Regions from separate parts of the Homo sapiens genome. Here regions 1, 3, 4 and 5 are each linked to region 2. A link is a contact called in ENCODE Hi-C or POLR2A ChIA-PET data. All regions are on one chromosome and are shown on one strand. The core of a region is the stretch at or near the end of the contact, and the rest is flanking DNA. Distances in the headings are between cores, read along the strand shown. Region 1 holds the start of PHAX (phosphorylated adaptor for RNA export). Region 2 holds the start of SLC12A2 (solute carrier family 12 member 2). Region 3 holds the start of GRAMD2B (GRAM domain containing 2B). Region 4 holds the start of C5orf63 (chromosome 5 open reading frame 63). Region 5 overlaps MARCHF3 (membrane associated ring-CH-type finger 3).

Region 1 (2,917 bases), core at 101-2,600, 1.5 Mb before region 2:
ATTTTCGCAAAGGCGGGTTCCAAGATAACCCTTAAAGAATGGGGTGGGTTGAGGGAAGGGCCTCTCAGGCCGAGTGAACAGCAAATGCAGAGGCCTGGCCTGAGGAACAACAGGTTCAGCGCGCCAGCGGTTAGGCAGGGGGACACACTAGGACCAGTGACCAGATGCCCAGTCCACATGACCTTGTTTGCCATGTGGCAAAGTAAAACAGAGGTTCCTCTTCAAAAACTTTCCTCCCCGTCTAATTAGGAATAAATAGTAACTTCTCTTAAAAGCAAAATTTATTCAAAGATCTGTGCTAACATTCTTAAATATCTGCTAGCCATAATAAAAAAAAATGTACTTTATGTTCTTAGCTCCCACAATTTAGCCTAAATATTTGCCCTGGCATGCTTTTACTAGTCCAAGCAAGCATTAGGTCATAGCCTGTTCCTCTTCCTTATTTAAAAGTGTTTTCATCTTTCTCAGCATTCCACAAGTTACTTCCTCCTTCCTTTGTTCTCCTCTACCTTTGCCTCTTTTAAAAAGTTCTAAGTTGCTAGCCAATCGGGACAAATACAAAATGTGAGGTCCGGTCCAGCCAATAAAAACCAGCCACAGCAGTAAGGTAAACACGTCAGGTTATAAATGACCCTGTCTCCTTTTGTTCAGTGTACTCTCCTGGCAAAACTGCTGGCGAGTGTACCCTTTCTGCAGAAAGTAAAAATGGCCTTATTCAGTAAGTTAAATTTATGTTGCTATTTCTTTACGACACCGGAAAACAAACATTTCAAACACCATGCTGAGAACTCAGTCCTTGTTTTGGGGAGGGATGCACTTGGAAGATTCGAGCTAAGGTACAATCCTCCCTAGGTATCCGCGGGTCATTGTTTTCAGGACCCCCACAGATACCAACATCCGCCATGCTCAAGCCCCTTACATTATGTGGGGGTGCACGGTGGGTCCTTCCCATCCGCAGGTTCGGCATCCGTGGATGGGGAGTGGATACAGAGGGCGGACTATACAGCTTGAAAGGCTTCCCTGGAAGCAATATGTAGAGTGGATTGTGGAGGAGCAAGAACAGAAGCGGGGAGGCTTGTCCAGAGCATACAGGGGAAGGATGTACGGCCAAGGGAGGAATCCCAGACGACCGCGATACGTGACATATTTATGTTTGCACGAAAATAAAGTTTGGAAGAAAAGTGTTGGGGGAACAAGGGATTCATTTTCCCGGGGTAGTTGGAATGCAATGGGACGCCTCAGGCCGCTGGGACAGGCTGGCCTCCGCGCGGGGGCGCCCGAGCAGCCGAGCCGCCGGGCCTTCCGGCTGCCCCGCCGGAAGTGCTCTCCTGACCCGCCGCTGTGCAGCGCAGCGCACCGCGGGAAGATGGCGTTGGAGGTCGGCGATATGGAAGATGGGCAGCTTTCCGACTCGGATTCCGACATGACGGTCGCACCCAGCGACAGGCCGCTGCAATTGCCAGTGAGTGTGAAAGGAGGGTGGGTGATCGTGGCTGGGCGCGCGGAGCCTGGGCCCCGGGGAGCGCGCAGGCAGCGGTGAGGGTGAGGGGTGGGAGCTAGGAGCCCGGGCCAGAGCGAGGAGCCCAGGCTGTCGGGTCAGTGGCCGCAGAAGGGGCGAGCAGACGTCCCCCAGGCGGGCTCACGGAGCCCGGGCTGCGGGGGCCGAGGGGCGAGGGGCGACGGCGGCAGCGGCAGCGGCTGGCCGTGCGAACCCCGAACTGGCTGCTCCCTGCGAGGCGGGGCGCGCGAGCCCTGGCGCCTCCTGGAGGCCGGCTTGCGGCGGCCTCTTAGACGTCTCACCTCCGCCTACCGCTCTTTCTTTTCTAAACTTGGGGCTTCCCCACTCCATCGCCGCTAGGTAACCATAAAGGGGCAGATTTTGCCAAATATGTAGCATCTAGGGACATCAGCCTGAAACAGCCTGTGATGCTCATTTTCTCCCTGAGCCGAAGGGAGACTGAGGCCCAGGAATGAAGTTTATCGCTCACTCAAAGATCTGGTTTTCCATGTTTCCACCGAACCTAGCTTTGTCATGCGGTACCATGGCACTAGGCTTTTGCATTAGCCTCTCTGATTTTGTTTGTTGTTTTGAGGTGGTCTCACGCTGTTGCCCAGGCTGGAGTGCAGTGGCGCGATCTCGGCTCACTGCAACCTCCGCCTCCCGGGTTCAAGCGATTCTCCTGCCTCAGCCTCCCGAGTAGCTGGGATTACATGCGCCCGCTGCCACGCCCGGTTAATTTTTGTATTTTTGGTAGACGCGGGGTTTCACCATGTTGCCCAGGCTGGTCTCGAACTCCTGACCTCAAGTGATCGGCCTGCCTCGGCCTCCAAAAGTGCTGAGATTACAGGTGTGAACCACGGCGCCCGGCCACATCCAGCTAATTTTGTATTTTTAGTTGAGACGAGATTTCTCCATGTTGGTCAGGCTGGTCTCGAACTCCCAACCTCAGGTGATCCGCCCGCCTCGGCCTCCCAAAGTGTTGGGATTACAGGCGTGAGCCACCTCGCCCGGCCTAATTTTTGTATTTTTAGTAGAGACGGGGGTTCTCCATGTTGGCCAGGCTGGTCTTGAACTTCCGACCTCAAGTGATCCACCCGCCTCGGCCTCCCAAAGTGCTGGGACTACAGGCGCGAGCCACCGCGCCCGGCCCAGCTTCCCTGCTTTCTAAACGGGAATTTGTCTTGACTGCCTTGGTAGGTAGCAACCTCTTTGAGAGGGCGTTGGTGCCAGGCTGCCTGTGTTCAGATCCTGGGGCCACCGATGTGTGACCTACAGCAGGTTTATTTAGCCTCACTGCTTTTTGTCTACCTCTGTGGAATTGGCATGATGTACCACTGATAGGGTTATTGCAAGGATTCTGTGGAGCATACAGTGTGCAGTAATGCCTGGTAAGTGTTATCTCTGATTATTATTTGA
Region 2 (2,866 bases), core at 126-2,625:
AAAACCAAGTAATTGGAGGACGCCATTCATTGATTTTACTTAGGACTTTGGGCATAATCTATAGGTTTAAAAATTTCTGCTGCTAAGAAAGTGGGAACACAGTTATATTCCCTTACATTTTACCGAAGAGAAACTAGACCTGCAGAGGAGTACCTTTCTGTTTCTATATAAGCAGAGGAATTCTGCACAACCCAAATCACGCAGAAACCTCCTGGTAAGGACTCCACGGGTAGTTATTGCCGGCATTGTATTCTGAGAGATGAGCTGCATATCACTTTTGGAAATGCCTTAAATTAAAACTCGTCTTGAAACAACATGACGTCTCAAAGAAGCTCCCTTCTCACCTTGGAACATCAGCTTTTAAAATAAAGGTGTCATCAGAAGTGTGTAGACACCCACTGCATCACAACTGGAACTGATCTCTGGTTATGCCAATCTAGGTCTGCCTGGCAGGGTGAGTCTACCGCTCGAAAGCTGCACAGAGGAAATCCTCCCTCCTCCAGGTTCAGGCCCGGAGTTACGAGCGGAGATTCGCGGCGGCGGGTCAGAGCCCAGAGCAAACCAGGCTGGGGAACGCACCTCGCCCGCGGCTCCGGAAGCGGCTGCGGCCCCGACCGGAAAGCCCCCAGCATCGCCCGAAGGAATCGCGGCTGGCCTGCGGCTCCGGCCCGGCCTCGGGTACCACGCGCCTAGTGGGAAGCCGCACTGACGCCTGCAGCATCTCGCGAGATTTCGGGCTCAGCCCAAGTACTGCGAGTTCACCAAAGCGGGGGGAAAAAAAAAAAGCCAGCGTGCGAGAGCCTCTGAAGCCGTGGCTGGGGCGCTGGGGTGGCAGCTGCCGCGGGAGCATCAGCTACCGGCGTGAGGCGAGGCAGGGCACGCGCGCCGTCCGCAGCCCCGTTGCCTGGGCTGCAGGTCCACTGACGCGCGGCCCCTGGGTGGAGAGAGGGGAGGTGGCCTGGGAGCCCGCTCCTTTTCGCCGCAGAGCGCGGCGGGGGAGGGAGGTGAAGGCGTGGGAGGAAGGCGGCGGAAGAGGAGGTAGCCGCGCGGAGATCCTCCCGGCGACATCACTGAGGCGGAGCGTAGCCGCGCCTGCTCCCCGATCGCGCCGTTCGTGCTGCCCGCACTGCCCGAGGCCCTTTGCGGACTGGCTGGCCGCGCTCTTCGCACGGGGCGCTTTTGCGTGGGGTCGCGCAGGAGCCGCGGAGGGCCGGATCGCTGAGGGAGCGTCAGCCGCGCGCCGCTGCGGGACCGCGGGTGGGCGGGCTGAGGGGCGGAGGAGCCTCCGGCCCCGCCTCCCGCGTGCTGCTGCCGGAGCCGCCGCCGCCGCAGCCCCGCCGAGGCTTTAAACAGCGGGGCCCGCCCCGCGCCCGCCACACTCGCGCGCTCGCTCGGCTGCCGGTGGCCTCTGTGGCCGTCCAGGCTAGCGGCGGCCCGCAGGCGGCGGGGAGAAAGACTCTCTCACCTGGTCTTGCGGCTGTGGCCACCGCCGGCCAGGGGTGTGGAGGGCGTGCTGCCGGAGACGTCCGCCGGGCTCTGCAGTTCCGCCGGGGGTCGGGCAGCTATGGAGCCGCGGCCCACGGCGCCCTCCTCCGGCGCCCCGGGACTGGCCGGGGTCGGGGAGACGCCGTCAGCCGCTGCGCTGGCCGCAGCCAGGGTGGAACTGCCCGGCACGGCTGTGCCCTCGGTGCCGGAGGATGCTGCGCCCGCGAGCCGGGACGGCGGCGGGGTCCGCGATGAGGGCCCCGCGGCGGCCGGGGACGGGCTGGGCAGACCCTTGGGGCCCACCCCGAGCCAGAGCCGTTTCCAGGTGGACCTGGTTTCCGAGAACGCCGGGCGGGCCGCTGCTGCGGCGGCGGCGGCGGCGGCGGCAGCGGCGGCGGCTGGTGCTGGGGCGGGGGCCAAGCAGACCCCCGCGGACGGGGAAGCCAGCGGCGAGAGCGAGCCGGCTAAAGGCAGCGAGGAAGCCAAGGGCCGCTTCCGCGTGAACTTCGTGGACCCAGCTGCCTCCTCGTCGGCTGAAGACAGCCTGTCAGATGCTGCCGGGGTCGGAGTCGACGGGCCCAACGTGAGCTTCCAGAACGGCGGGGACACGGTGCTGAGCGAGGGCAGCAGCCTGCACTCCGGCGGCGGCGGCGGCAGTGGGCACCACCAGCACTACTATTATGATACCCACACCAACACCTACTACCTGCGCACCTTCGGCCACAACACCATGGACGCTGTGCCCAGGATCGATCACTACCGGCACACAGCCGCGCAGCTGGGCGAGAAGCTGCTCCGGCCTAGCCTGGCGGAGCTCCACGACGAGCTGGAAAAGGTGAGCTCGCCCAGCCCTCCCTTCTTCCCCAGCCCCTGGTGCATGCCGACCGCGGGATGTGGCTGCAGACTCTTCCCGAGTTGAGGTGGCGGGAGTAGTAGACGTGCACGACTTGCTGGCATCTCTGGATTCAGCTGTCAAGGGTGGAATTGCCGAGGAATGTTAACTTAATCTCTCAAAAGTTTGTAGCGGGTTTGGCTAGTTACGTGATACCGGAGGGCTGCCTCTAACAACCTTCCCCATCCAGTTAGGTATCTCGTGTGCACTTTCTTTCCCACCCACGCTCAACAGTCACCATCCCTCTGAATGACAGTAGTGTTTGTGGGCCCTTTAGAGGAGAATGTGCAGTGAGGATCTCTCGAGAGAGGTTGGAGAGCACCTACCATCTGTGTCGTTTTGAAAGATTGTGTTGTGTGGCTTATGTACGCCTATTAGGGATCGCAAGAGTGGGAATGTTGCTGTTTGAAGGAAAACCTTAACAGGGTGTGTTTATGGTCTATGAGTTATTAAAGCTCAATTCTTGCAATCTTGAATATACAAAGGATC
Region 3 (2,700 bases), core at 201-2,700, 1.7 Mb before region 2:
TACTGTTGCCACTTGTAATTGTTTTGAAGTCAAGTCAGGCTTCCAATAATAACGTTTATATTAATTATTCTAATTGTCAACTACTCCATTGCAAATTAGAAAACCACCAATACAAATGTCATTTGCTATAACAAGTCAATGTTTATACAAGCTTGCCCAACCTGCAGCCCAGAACAGCTGTGAATATAGCCCAATACAAATTCATAAACTGTCTTATAACATGGTGACATTTATGCACGGATTTTTTTTTTTTTTTTGAGACAGGGTCTCACTCTGTTGCCCAGACTGGAGTGCAGTGGTGCATCTTGGCCCACCACAACCTCCATCTCCCAGGCTCAAGTGATTCTCCTGCCTCAGCCTCCCAAATAGCTGGGATTACAAGCGCCTGCGCCACCTCACCCAGCTAATTTTTGTATTTTTAGTAGAGATGGGGTTTCACTAGGTTGGCCATGCTAGTCTCGAACTCCTGACCTCAAATGATCCACCCGCCTCGGCCTCCCAAACTGCTGGGATTACAGGCGTAAGCCACCGTGCCTGGCCCCTGCACAGACCTTTTTTAAAGCTCATCATCTATCCTTAGTGTTAGTATATTTTATGTGTGGCCCAAGACAGTTCGTCTTCTTCCAATGTGACCCAGGGAAGCCAAAAGATTGGACACCCCTGATTGAGAACAATGCCTGGAACTTTGTAGCTCTCAAAAGTTTGTTCAATGAATGAATGAGTGAATGCTTCCAATACAAAACCTTAGAACAGGCAAGTCAAAATGTCACCAAAAGGTGGGAAGAAGAGGCATTCACGGTACTGGTTGAGTGCATAGTAAATAAGGTACTTGCACAACTATGGGCAACAAAGAGACGGCTTGGGAATTATCAAACACCAATTTTGATTTTGATGAGAACAGTCATAACCCAATATTTGAAGATTTTGATGGTTGCTTCTTCTTTGCCCCTCTAACCACCCCCCCCACCCCAGAACGATGAAGGGTTAACCAAAACACCACCAAAGGCAACTACTTATTACCTTTGTTATTCCCACATAAAAAATTGAGCAGACCTATTGTTTAAGCAGAAGAGGCAGTCCCTCAATGAAGCAATATCCTGTTTGAATAATTTAGGATGGGGCATAGGCCAGCCCACACAGCGCATTTGTGTGACAGGGCGTCCCACTCAGACGTCTCCATTTCCGGTATCTAGAGCCGGCTGCCCTCTAAAAATCCCCCTGTTACAGTCGGGATAGAAAACAAAAAGCTTAATTTACCAGGAGGCTAAACAGATTGTGCCTTCTTAGGCAAATGTTCCACCTGCTTGGCCAATTAGCTTCCTCTCCCGAAAGACTCGTTCAACAGGTTTCCTTTTTCTCTTCTCTGCCTCCTGGGTTGGGGAAAGAGGCTGTCACTTCGCTTCGACCCTCCCCTTCCCTCCCTCTCGGCTTTTCCACAGTGGGTCGGACCAATCGCGCCCGCTCCGACGTGTCCAGGTCCGCGGCCCCGGGAGCTTGGCGCGGCCCGGCCTGGATGCGCTGGGCGGAGGGTGCAGGGGAGGGCACGGCGCCGCTTGCTTGGCCTGCGCACCCGGACCTAGAAGCCGGGACGAGCCGGGGCAGAGCCAGGCGCGCGGAAGTCTGAAGGTGCCCTCCAGACACGGCCCCGATGACTGAACTACAGCAAGATGTGGAAGACACAAAGCCTGCGAAAGTGCTCGGGAAGAGGGAGAGCAAACTTGGCTCAGCCCAGTGAGTATTCTCAGCTGGGACCCATCCAAGGAGGTGGGAGGAGCGCAGCCTAAACTTCTCTGCCCCGGGACGCATTTTGGGTGGATGCGGATTTCTGGAGCTCCTATATGGACAATCTTGTGGCGCGCTCTCTCTGTCTCTCACTCTCTCTCTCTGTCTAGATATTCAGTTAAGGAGATGGTTTAGATTGATTGAAAAGTCTACTGTAGGATTTAAACAAATTCTCTTAATTCAAAACTCACTGGATGTTGGGAAAATAATTTTGTAGAAAATAAGCCTAACCACATTGAAGCTCAAAGTCCCAACACAGCCCTTCGTTTAGAATGACCATTTTCACAAATTCATTTTAGTTCAGCAAATAATTGAGTATCTACTTGTTCAATAACGATGGGCAATACAAGGATAAATGTTATTTTGGATCTGCCCTTCTGGAACTTCAAGAGCAGAGTGGGGATGGGGGAGGCACAAATGAATATTACTGTACTTCAAGGGACTTTGGTGACCATTGCCACATTAAACACACAGACAAGGTATGATAAAGAGTTTAGCCTATAATTGAGTCTTCTCTACTTTTAAAATATTTATCTATTTTGCAGTCTTTGGTAAAATTGGTTTGGGAGGAGAGGTTGTTTTTTTCCTACAAAGTGGTATTTTCTAAGCCTACTGAAGTCACTTCTAATTCAGTCTATGATTTTAGACACTAACCCTTCTGAGCTCTAAAACTCTTGTTCTGGTATCAGGATATGAGTAATTTAGGAAGGAGGGATATGTATTATCATAAGGTTATACTGATGTGATAATTCCACTTTGAAATCATTTTAAGTTGCCAAATTTTTGTGCTTAGAAACCCGGTCTAACTTCTGTTTTGAACTTCATAACTTACATTAATTATCACTAGGCTCAAAGTCTTGTTGAAGTCTGGGTGTCCCCATGGACATTTCTTCTAAGAGGATTAGAATGACTTGCTCC
Region 4 (2,700 bases), core at 30-2,529, 1.0 Mb before region 2:
TTATTGGGCTACGATATTTCACACAGAACCATGATTAGTTCTGCTTTGCCCCAGTATTATCATAATTATCCAATATTTCCAGGGTGTATCTTTTTTCCCCGTGTTTTAAATCTTTCTAATTACCTATAATGCACCCCAATGTATACAGCTCCAAATATTGGTAGAGAGCTTCACATGCATTTTTATAAGCTAGTCCTCAGAATATGACCAAATGAGAAGACTGCGACCTCTAATAGACACCTCAACTTGTTCAGCATTGTGCACCAAGGCATAGCTCTAGTGGCTGCTTAAACAAGACAATGTATACTAATTCTGGGAAATGCGCTAGAAAGTATTGGGATATAACAGATCTTAGACACCATCTCTGTCCTTGAGGAATTGAGAATCTTGGGGTCAAGCTAAGGCCATACTATGGATTTTTTTTTTAAGGGCACTAAAATATAAAGTACCACATATACACTATTTATTAATAAACAAGAATAAAGATCACCCAAGCAAAACATTCCCTGTGAAAGACAGCCTTAGAAACAGTCACAAGCCTAACTCACAATGACATTTTAGTGGGGACTTTTCTACCCTTGGACTTATTAAAAAACTGTATGAGCTGCTATTTGTCAGAAGTGAATATCTGTTGAGAATGTACAGTTTCTGATTTATTCTCTCATTGTTCAGTACCCAGAGGGCTGCTTTTGCCCAATAAGGCTGAGAGGAGATCCAGACAGCTCATCCAGAGAGCCCCGGCACTCACAATGTTCCCTGCTGCACCTTTCAACCTTTTCACCCCAATTAAAGGTCAACATGGCTGCTCAAAAATATTTATTTAAAAAGGCAGTCAGCTCAGCGGGCTCCCAAGTGTGATTACACTACCACTTCATAGAATTCAATTAAACCCGGGACGGGGCATCGGCGAATCACTGGAGGAGTATGAAGTTGAGATGTTTTCTGCTTTCTCGAGATGTTTTCTGCTTTCTCTTAAAAAAAAAAAAAGCTTCCTTTTCCCGCCCGTCATTTATTTACTTCCCAGAGCGCTATCACAGACACACACACACGCGTTTATAATCTCCCCCAAGTAGTTCATGGATTTATGGCTCCCGGTTTAATTAAATTCCGTATAACGACTATCCAAATGGGCAGCACGCGGCACAGCGAACCCCCGCCAGCCTGCGCGTCAGCTCAGAGGCGGAGACCCGCGAGCGCTCACCCTCGGCGCGGGACTAAGGGAACCCACCTGAGCCTCACGCCGCCAACGCCTCTGCTTCCGCCCTGCGCCGGGCACTTCCGCCCGCACCCACCAGGCGCCGGCCCCAGGCCCCGCACTTCCGCCCCACGCCGGCAGCACTGCCGCTGGGCGTTCTATCTCAGGTGGTGTCCCGTCTACGCTCTCAAGGGTGGCCGCGCCTGAACCTTTACTCGTGAAGAGTGACACACAAACCAAGGCCAAACTAAAAAACAAAATACGGAAAAGTGACCCCGCATGTTTGGGAACCATTTAATAAGAGGCCTCAGGTGCGGGAGCCAACTTTTTGAGGCTGCGGAGTCCGAGCCATTTTAACCGCTCTGCATGCATCCATTCTTTCGTTAATTTAATATTTACTGCCTCCTCCACTAGGTCTTGGCTGAACTAGGTTATGGGGAATGCGATGAGCAAAACTGGCAGCCGTACCCTCCCGCAAACTGAAAATCGTGTGAGAAAGCAGATATTAGGAAATTATCCCTTATTAAATAGGCCATGGGTTTATTCAGCTAAGTGCTTTGCAGGGAAGGAATATGAGAAAAGACCTGAGTGGGATCTCGTTGAAGAGGTAGCTTTGGGGCTGGGATCTGAAGGGCGTGGGTTGGGGACAGAGCTCTGCAGGCTGGGGGAAGGGTCTGGTGGAGGATGTGCAGTATGGGTTGTATGCGGAAGACTGACGAGTATGGCTGAGACTTAGAGGGAATGGGGAAGAGAGGTGGAAACAGGCTAGAGAGGGTAAGCGAGAGTCTGGCCATGCAGGGCCTTTCAGGTTTGTGCTAAGGGTAGCCGGGGGGCATTTCTGTTTTATGTGGGAAGGGGATTGAACTGATTGCTTTTCCCTTCTGAAAGGACCCCTTAGCTTTGGGAAGTAGATGGGAAGGGTTTAGGATAGGCAAGAGTAGAACAAGCAGGGAGGTGAGGAAGCTACTGAGCATTCCAGGTTCTAGGTGTGGTGGCTTGAATGGTGGTACAGTAAATAATGAGAAAATGATGGATAATAATTATAGTAATACTCAAAGCTAACATTTATTGATTGCTCACCAAAAGCTTTATACTCATTAGTCTGTTTAATCCTGAGAACAATGCAATTAAGTATTACTAGTACCATTTTACAGATGAAGTAATGGAGGTTTAATAACTTGCTCAAGTTCTCACAGTTACAAAACGGTAGATTTGGAATTCCATCTCATGCTGTCTGACGCCTTAAGCTTACCACTATAAATTCAATGTGTACTCAGTGGTTTTAAAAAAGATACAAAGCAAACCAAGGTCAGGAATGAATTCTTTAAACAAACCACACTGATTATGTGATGTCGCTAGAGGCCACATTAAGATAGTAGAATTTACAAGTTCTTTGTCACTTCAGCATTTTCTGATAGGCTAAAGAGGGAATTTTGTGACTGTCAACAGACTACCTATAGTTATTTTTGAGTTGATGCACTCTGATAAGACTTAGTTTTTCTGGA
Region 5 (2,700 bases), core at 31-2,530, 1.1 Mb before region 2:
GCGGTGGCACACACCTGTAATCCCAGCACTTTGGGAGGCCGAGGCGGGCAGATCATGAGGTCAGGAGATCAAGACCATCCTGGCTAGCATGGTGAAACCCTGTCTCTACTAAAAATACAAAAAATTAGCCGGGCGTGGTGGTGGGCACCTGTGGTCCCAGCTGCTCGGGTGGCTGAGGCAGGAAAATGGCATGAACCCGGGAGGCAGAGGTTGCAGTGAGCCGAGGTCGCGCCACTGCACTCCAGCCTGGGTGACAGAGCGAGACTCTGTCTCAAAAAAAAAAAAAAAAAAAGAAAAGAAAAAACAAATGTTCTATGTTGACCCTATCCCCAACATCCTTGCAGCAGGTCTATTGTACCTTAAGCTGTGCTCTAACTTCATTAGCAGGCTCTAGGCCTCTCTCCCAGAGATCACCCATGGGAGGGATCCAGCTTCCTTCACTCAGCAGCTCTTACACTGCTCCCAGGAGGAAGGAAGCATTTTGTTTTAAAGAGACTGCAACACAACCCAAAGGAAAGACAGTTATCTTAGTGTCCATATGTCCACAAGAGGAAAATGTGGGTGTAGCATTTTAATCCCAGTAAGTGACAATTAGTCACTAGGCTTCTAAGAAGTTTGACACTGTTATTCCTCTCCCCCTTTTCTAAATTGCAAGGGTAATACTGCATTTGCACAGAAACCATGCTAACTGGCTAGCTACTTCATTAAATTACCATATGATTCTTATTTTATGGGTACAAAACAGTTGATCTCAGTGAACCGGCAACTTAGAAACTTAGGAGGCAAATTAGAGCAATTACTAATAAATTATACATGTGGTAACTAACAATTTGTCTATCACCTAGAAATATGAGAAAAAACTGCCAGACTCCCTGGCTCTGCAATTCTGAACAAGTCTTTTCATTTTTTTCTTTTCCAAGACCAAAAGCTGTCATTATCCACACCAGTTATACCATTACTCTTGCTGCTTTCACAGAGTCCAACATTTATAATACAAAGTTAGGAGTACAACGAGTGGGATTTGCATTCTGTTTGGAACAGAGTGTTTGACTGCTTAAAATTAAAGAACTAAAAAAAAAAAAAAAAAAAAATTCCCAGAACCTCAAATCACCCCCTAAAAACCAGGAAGTGAGATTCATGTTAGCTTTCCCTAAGTAAGTTTATGGAAGAGATAATGGCAAGAGGTAGGGGCAAAGTATCTGTTCATTCATAATCACTACTGTGCTTCGTTTCTGGGCAAGGTAGTCTGATGAAATTAAAGGAAGTTCTGTGTTACAAGTCATGTGCTTTTATGGGGGAGGAGGTGAGATGAGGTCAATTAACAAGATATGATCTTTCTCTTCTCTCCCTGCTTGTCTCACCCAGGCCTCGGGTGTGCCATTCAACATGAAAGGTGTTGATGCCATTCATTAATTGAGGGTCAGATTCCTCTATCAGCATATTCCTCCCATCTGAGACTGCCTTACCTCCATCCACTTCCACCCCCAACAGGTTTCATTTTCTGCAGCTGCTGTCAAGAGCTACGTGGAGGAAGAGAGTGGTTTTAACAACTGCATGCTCAAATTTATTCTCACTGGCCTCTTGTTTGAAGGAAGTCCAATGTCTAGACCCTGGATGTTGAAACAGGATGTAAAAAAAACACCAAAAAAACCCTGTATATTTGAGAGAGTTTTGAAACCCATCCCAAATACACTCCAGCAATGGAGAAAAATTTGATTTTGGCATAATTTATATACCACATTTCTCCCCGTACCCAACAAAAGTGTATGCTAATGTCTCTATATCACATGATATATCAGTTTAAAATATTCTTTCTCTTTGCCTTTGTTCGTAGTCTCATTTCCACTTTTACTTAAAATTTTAATATCTTCTCCCCAGGTTCTTTATTTATTTTTGCTATATGCCTGAATATAAGACCTAATTCCATGTCACCAATATCTCCCTTGAGAAGCACTGATGTTAAGTAGAATAAAATGTAATCAACACTCATTGTTTCCTACCAGGACAACAGTAGGGTTTAAAACAAAACCAACCTCGTTATGAATTCCAAACGCCCTTCTAAATAACTCTGGGTGCCATTTCACAACCTGACCTGCATAGTTCCTTTAGGCTGCTGTGGGAGTTGTGACTATCCTGTGTCCACGTTTGCATGCTAGGTTGCACTAACCCAGTAAACACATTCTGTATCAGCCTGCAGTTTGTGGAGGTCCGAGCACAACGCATGGAATTCCACCTCTCTGGGGTTCCTGCCAGGTGGAGCAATCCAGAAGTATAGCTTCCACCTGTAGGGGAGGCGCCTGCAAACCTGGCAGCTCTGAGGTCACACTGCTCTTAATTCAGACCACATCTGAGCTCACCTAGCTAGATGCTAAAGCAGACAATTGCAGAAGTGCAGAGGGTGGCAGAGAGAATTTGGGGGCAATGATCCTCAACTCTCACATTCCTTTTGACTAAAATGCATTGTAATGACTCTACCTACTTCAGTAGTGCTAGGAAAGAGATGTGGATTACTGCCTCTGTGCAATGATAAAGCAGTAAGTTATCCGTATTAGTAAGAACATATATACGTTTTTGTAGTTCATCACCATCCAAATTGCCTAAGGTGATGGCCATAAAGAACATTATTTTCAGGCATAAATATAAGTTGGAGACTGAAGGATCTGTAAGAGGAATACTTTCTATCCAGAATATTAAGCAAAA

The links. A loop is a pair of places that touch in the nucleus more often than their neighbours do. ChIA-PET counts read pairs that join two places held with the same protein, here RNA polymerase II (POLR2A). Pooled maps may share reads with other maps.
Region 1: a loop to region 2 is called in a map of CD8-positive, alpha-beta T cell, with 3 times the contacts of the local background. The contact joins the promoter of PHAX here to the promoter of SLC12A2 in region 2. A Hi-C loop is called at or near these places in 5 of 168 maps with a recorded cell type or tissue (CD4-positive, alpha-beta memory T cell, CD8-positive, alpha-beta T cell, OCI-LY7 and 1 more), 4 of 37 single-sample maps with no recorded cell type and 14 of 50 pooled maps. POLR2A ChIA-PET finds 5 or more read pairs at or near these places in 3 of 52 experiments (GM12878, T-cell and activated CD4-positive, alpha-beta T cell).
Region 3: a loop to region 2 is called in a map of CD8-positive, alpha-beta T cell, with 10 times the contacts of the local background. The contact joins the promoter of GRAMD2B here to the promoter of SLC12A2 in region 2. A Hi-C loop is called at or near these places in 3 of 168 maps with a recorded cell type or tissue (CD4-positive, alpha-beta T cell, CD8-positive, alpha-beta T cell and naive thymus-derived CD4-positive, alpha-beta T cell), 1 of 37 single-sample maps with no recorded cell type and 8 of 50 pooled maps. POLR2A ChIA-PET finds 5 or more read pairs at or near these places in 1 of 52 experiments (MCF 10A).
Region 4: a pooled map shows a loop between it and region 2 (9-fold over the local background). The contact joins the promoter of C5orf63 here to the promoter of SLC12A2 in region 2. A Hi-C loop is called at or near these places in 1 of 37 single-sample maps with no recorded cell type and 8 of 50 pooled maps. POLR2A ChIA-PET finds 5 or more read pairs at or near these places in 2 of 52 experiments (CD4-positive, alpha-beta T cell and OCI-LY7).
Region 5: a map with no recorded cell type shows a loop between it and region 2 (10-fold over the local background). The contact joins the enhancer-like site here to the promoter of SLC12A2 in region 2. A Hi-C loop is called at or near these places in 1 of 168 maps with a recorded cell type or tissue (B cell), 2 of 37 single-sample maps with no recorded cell type and 6 of 50 pooled maps.

The regions. Positions count from the first base shown.
Region 1 is chr5:126,599,597-126,602,513 of GRCh38, forward strand. It overlaps PHAX (phosphorylated adaptor for RNA export), which reads left to right and starts at 1,351. Exons shown (of 5, transcript NM_032177.4): 1 at 1,351-1,462. The coding sequence starts at 1,367. RefSeq lists enhancers at 433-1,282, 1,283-2,130, 2,131-2,917 and silencers at 1,189-1,398, 1,519-1,768.
Region 2 is chr5:128,082,391-128,085,256 of GRCh38, forward strand. SLC12A2 (solute carrier family 12 member 2) reads left to right here and starts at 1,376. Exons shown (of 27, transcript NM_001046.3): 1 at 1,376-2,320. The coding sequence starts at 1,565. SLC12A2-DT (SLC12A2 divergent transcript) reads right to left here and starts at 785. Exons shown (of 4, transcript NR_152813.1): 1 at 580-785. RefSeq lists a silencer at 1,040-1,869 and an enhancer at 2,360-2,529.
Region 3 is chr5:126,421,959-126,424,658 of GRCh38, forward strand. GRAMD2B (GRAM domain containing 2B) reads left to right here and starts at 1,451. Exons shown (of 14, transcript NM_023927.4): 1 at 1,451-1,731. The coding sequence starts at 1,649. RefSeq lists a silencer at 1,426-1,555.
Region 4 is chr5:127,072,223-127,074,922 of GRCh38, forward strand. It overlaps C5orf63 (chromosome 5 open reading frame 63), which reads right to left and starts at 1,280. Exons shown (of 5, transcript NM_001164478.2): 1 at 1,229-1,280. RefSeq lists a silencer at 1,137-1,356.
Region 5 is chr5:126,971,176-126,973,875 of GRCh38, forward strand. The region is part of intron 1 of MARCHF3 (membrane associated ring-CH-type finger 3); the gene reads right to left. Among named protein-coding and RNA genes, the nearest start is that of MARCHF3, 58 kb to the right of the region's middle. RefSeq lists enhancers at 1,289-1,378, 1,399-1,448. Within about 2 kb of position 1,281, at least 9 of the 41 ENCODE cell types and tissues checked have a DNase peak (open chromatin) inside an H3K27ac peak, as active enhancers do; they include B cell, where a contact is called at or near this core.